Linked DNA regions of Homo sapiens: region 1 is linked to region 2. Evidence: read pairs that join two places in POLR2A ChIA-PET (ENCODE). Cell type or tissue: GM12878. All regions are shown on one strand. Region 1 overlaps COMMD1 (copper metabolism domain containing 1). Region 2 overlaps COMMD1 (copper metabolism domain containing 1).

The links. ChIA-PET counts read pairs that join two places held together with the same protein. Peaks named below come from ENCODE experiments on the same cell type or tissue, not always from the same donor. Only the 100,000 strongest peaks of a DNase experiment are listed, where the experiment ranks them.
Region 1: POLR2A ChIA-PET joins it to region 2 with 9 read pairs; 3 of 35 experiments call an interaction of 5 or more read pairs at or near these places.

What each region holds. Positions count from the first base shown.
Region 1 is chr2:61,907,554-61,910,053 of GRCh38, forward strand. The region is part of intron 1 of COMMD1 (copper metabolism domain containing 1); the gene reads left to right. Among named protein-coding and RNA genes, the nearest start is that of COMMD1, 3.1 kb to the left of the region's middle. In GM12878, no CTCF peak of the experiment used is centred here; no DNase peak of the experiment used is centred here; H3K4me3 peaks cover 238 bases.
Region 2 is chr2:62,065,219-62,067,718 of GRCh38, forward strand. The region is part of intron 2 of COMMD1 (copper metabolism domain containing 1); the gene reads left to right. Among named protein-coding and RNA genes, the nearest start is that of B3GNT2, 130 kb to the right of the region's middle. RefSeq lists an enhancer at 790-1,009. In GM12878, no CTCF peak of the experiment used is centred here; DNase peaks (open chromatin) are centred at 115 and 1,123; H3K4me3 peaks cover 626 bases; H3K27ac peaks cover 1,528 bases.

The DNA of each region.
Region 1 (2,500 bases), 160 kb before region 2:
TGTGTAGGTAATGCTTTAGAATCTCCAAACATTGGGGGCTACTTCTCCTCTCTAGGTGGACGACATTTTGATTCATTTGTTTTGTTAGGAGATAAAACAGCAGGATACCCAGGGAAGAGTTTGCCTGAAAACTCTCTTATTTTATTTTTATTTTGAGATGGAATTTTGCTTTTGTTGCCCAGGCTGGAGTGCAATGGTGTGATCTCCGCTCTCTACAACCTCCGCCTCCCGGGTTCAGGTGATTCTCCTGTCTCAGCCTCCTGTGTAGCTGAGATTACAGGTGTCCACCACCACGCCTGACTAATTTTTTTATTTTTAGTAGCGACAGGGTTTCACCATGTTGGCCAGGCTAGTCTTGAACTCCTGATAGCTGATCTGCCCACCTTGGCCTCCCAAAGTGCTGGGATTACAGGTGTGAGCCACTGCATCCGGCTTTACTTTATTTTAAATACATTGCTGAATAATAATATCCAGGATACTTGAAGTTTTCAAGTGGCTCTGTGTTGTGGAGTGGCATGGCTCTCTTGGTGTTGGGAGTAGGCAACAGAAGATTTGCAGGTGCCTGGCAGCACACTGATTAGTCTGAGGAACGAAGGGATATGCCTTTGATTGTTTTACATAGGGCTGAAACCGTGGGCTCAGGATGACATTCAGTTCCAATCTTTATTGAACTCTTTTTTTTTTTTTTTTTTGAGACGGAGTCTCGTTCTGTTGCCAGACTGGAGTGCAGTGGCGCCATCTCGGCTCACTACAACCTCCACCTCCCGGGTTTAAGTGATTCTCCTGCCTCAGCCTCCCGAGTAGCTGGGACTGCAGGCATGCACTGCAGCGCCCAGCTAATTTTTGTAATTTTTGGAGAGATGGGGTTTCACCATGTTGGCCGGGATGGTTTTGATCTCTTGACCTCATGATCTGCCTGCCTCAGCCTCCCAAAGTGCTGGGATTACAGGCGTGAGCCACTGCACCCAGCCTTTATTTAACTTAAAAGCAACACTGAGGGTTAAATTTCTCTAATTATTATTTTTTGAGACGAGTCTCGCTTTGTTGCCCAGGCCAGAGTGCAGTGGCGTGATCTCAGCTCACTGCAACCTCTGCCTCCCGGATTCAAACAATTCTCTGCCTCAGCCTCCCGAGTGGCTGGGATTACAGGCACCAGCCACCACGCCCGGCTAATTTTTTTGTTTTTTTGTTTTTCAGTAGAGACGGGGTTTCACCATCTTGGCCAGGCTGGTCTTGAACTCCTGACCTCGTGAGCCACCTGCCTCCACCTCCCAAAGTGCTGGGATTACAGGCGTGAGCCACTGAGCCCTGCCAAATTTCTCTAATTCTTATGGAAACATAAAAAACAAACATGATTTTAATTTATTTTTGTTTTAATATTATTTTTTGAGACGGAGTATCGCTCTTGTTGCCCAGGCTGGAGTGTAAGTAATGGTGCAATCTCGGCTCTCCGCAACCTCTGCCTCCCAGGTTCAAGCAATTGTCCTGCCTCAGCCTCCTGAGTAGCTGGGATTACAAGCATGCACCACCACACCAGGCTAATTTTGTATTTTTAGTAGCGATGGGGTTTCTCCACGTTGGTCAGGCTGGTCCCGAGCTCCCGACCTCAGATGATCTGCCCGCCTCGGCCTCCCAAAGTGCTGATTACAGGCATGAGCCACCGCGCCTGGCACAAACATGATTTTTACACTGAAAGGTTTTGCAGATAGAACCTCTATCTGCAGTAAGAGGGAACATACACAAATAAGCATGATGCAAGGATGTGATTGTATTTGTAAATAGAATTGTGAGTAAGCACCTGAAGATAGATTAAGAGATATCAGTTCTTTCTGGCAGGCTTCTTAGATATGCCATTTTTGCTGCCCTTGAAGAAAGTATAGCATATTTTAGACTGAGATGAAGGGTAGCCGTATACAGGATTCTGAGTTAAGAACATAGCATGGGTGGGGTAGGAAAAAAGCAGGTTCAGGAAATGGTGAATAGTCCAGTTTGATCACAATATGGGGGTAACCAATGTGGAGTATTGGTGGAGGAGGCAAGAAAAAAATGAAACAACCTTTTATTCTTATAATCTTGCTAACTTCTATTGCTGCTCTTAAGCAGGATGTACATTTTTCATATAAATGACAACAGAGTTCATACTTTCAGTTATCTATGTAATATCATGGTCTGTGAAGAAAGTGAAAATGAAGGGTGACAAGAGGGTAGAAGCAAAGGAAGGAAGGAGGGGACATGTACTTCCCAGCAGGGGATACAGCGGACACACGTGTTAACAGCCTCCTTATTGCCAACTGCCTGGAAATATATTTCACAGGCCATGTTTTCAGGTTCAGGTGCTCCCTGAGCTGTAGCCCTTCCCTCTGACTTTCATGTTGTGTGCCAAGGTGTTATGTAGTGATTCCTGGCTTTTGTACTGGTTCTGTTTTCTGTTTAGAATGGAGCCCTCCTATCCTACTTGACTGGGACATTGACCCTCTCTAGCTTTGCCTGTTAATCACAA
Region 2 (2,500 bases):
ATGAAGCTTGAAATTCTATCAATAGCCTGCAGAGATTCAGAACATATGAACAAAACTAATTATAACTCCAGGTCACCATGACTCAGTAAAGTACAATAGTGACATTTTATATGTACTTACTTTTTTTTTTTTTTTTTTTTTTTTTTAGATAGGGTCTTGCTCTGTTACCCAGGCTAAAGTGCAGTGGTGTGACCTCCTGGGCTCAAGCAAGTCTCCCATCTCAGCCTCCTGAGTGGCTGGAACAACAGCCATGCACCACCACACCTGACTACTTTTTTTATGTGTGTGTAGAGACACAGTCTCATATGTTGCCCAGCATTGTCTCTCCTGGGCTCAAGCCATCCCCCTGCCTCAGCCTCCCAAACTGATGGGATTACAGGCATGAGCCACCACACCTGGCCCTTATATATACTTACTTTAAAGGTAACTGGAAATTTAATTGTTGCTTTCATTTCAAATGCTTTACCAGAAATAGTACCATTTAGATCATGAAGGTATGATGTTTATTATAATCGTTCATTTGTTTTTAGTAAAAGTCTTCAGGGTGAAACTTTTGATAGATTATACCTCAAAGCAAAAATTAATGTAGATGTTTCTGTGTAATTTAGGAGGAACCATTTAATTGGAAACCTCTGTGATGATTTGAATTGTTATGCAGTTTAATTGTTAAATTAGAATCTTGAAAGCTATGAAAGAAAAATAAGAGAAAAAGAGAGAAATAAGAGTGGGAAATAGCTAGTCACAATGGAAGGAGTGTGAGACAGACTCAGGTGTAGAAATTGGGTCTTTCCACTTAGCACCCTAGAGGTATATTAGAATTTCCCACTCAATCTGGCTGATTTTACGCAGTGAAACTGGCATTACTGGGGTTTAATTTGAATTGACTAAGGGTACTTGTCCTTATTTCTTCTGAAAGATAAAATTGGAGAGAGGACAACTGGATTCTTGAATTATTTGTCATTTCTAATCTTACCGTTATTTCCTAAAATGACCCACAGATACTCCCTACCCCACTTTTTTTTTCCCCCACTACTGTGCTCTAGCCCTTAAAATGATCTTTGTTTAGCATTCAGATACCTATACTTAGGTTGAGGGAGGAGAAGAGGGCAAAGTGATAATGAAAATGCCTAAACTCCCAGGGAAAAATGAGGGGAAATTTTGACTACAGCCGCTTCACTTCTGTAATGACTGATCAGGGATGCAAAGCAAGATCAAATCTTTTTTTTTTTTTTTTTGAGATGGAGTCTCGCTCTGTCACCCAGGCTGGAGTGCAGTGGTGCGATCTCGGCTCACGGCAAGCTCTGCCTCCCAGGTTCATGACTACAGGTGGCTGCCACCATGCCTGGCTAATTTTTTGTATTTTTAGTAGAGACAGGGTTTCACCATGTTAGCCAGGATGGTCTCCATCTCCTGACCTCGTGATCTGCCCGCCTTGGCCTCCCAAAGTGCTGGGATTACAGGTGTGAGCCACCGCGCCTGGCCTAAAGCAAGATCAAATGTATATAGATTTTTTTTTTTGGTTTTTGAGACACAGTCTTGCTCTGTCACCCAGGCTGGAGTGCAGAGGTGGGATTGCGGCTCACTGCAACCTCCACCTCCTGGGTTCTAGCAGTTCTTGTGCCTCAGCCTCCCGAGTAGTTGGGATTACAGATGTGCACCACCATGCCTGGCTAAGTTTTGTATTTTTAGTAGAGACAGGGTTTCACCATGTTGGCCAGGCTGATCACAAACTCCTGGTCTCATGTGATCTGCCCGCCTTGGCCTCCCAAAATGCTGGGATTACAGGCTTGAGCCACCGTGCCCAGCCCAAATCTATATAGATTGATGGGCTATTTGTTATTGTTAAAATCCTAGGTTCCGGCCGGGCATGGTGGCTCATGCCTGTAATCCCAGCTACTAAAGAGGCTGAGGCAGGAGAATCGCTTGAACCCGGAAGGCGGAGGTTGCGGTGAGCAGAGATGGTGCCACTGCATTCCACCCTGGGTGGCAAGAGCGAAACTCCATCTCAAAAAAAAAAAGGAAAAAAAAAATCCTAGGTTCAAGTTTCAATGTTAGATGTGGAAAAAAGTACGGAACTTGGTCCTTATAAGTACTTAAAATTAGTTTTCTAAATGAAAAATCGGAACAAATCTTCTATTTGTATAGTTCATTCTAGGTATTTTCCTGTTTGCTTACTTGATCTTTAACACTCTTTTGTTGTTAGACATTATTTTCCCCAAGCCCCATAGAGTTGTATGACTTCAAGTTAAAGGGGAGAAAAAAGTTTATGGCTGATGCTTCATAACAAGACAGAGTAACAAGAGAAAAGCTTGCAAATTTATTTAATATTAGTTTTACATGACATGGAAGCCTTCAAAAATGAAGACACAGAGACCCAGGGAAAACTATTTTTTATGCCTAGTTTTGATGAAGAATGGACAGTTATTTAGAAGTATGATTGGACAAAAGTAGGGATATGATCCTATGGTAATAAACTGAGGGTAACTAAGCAAGGCCTGTT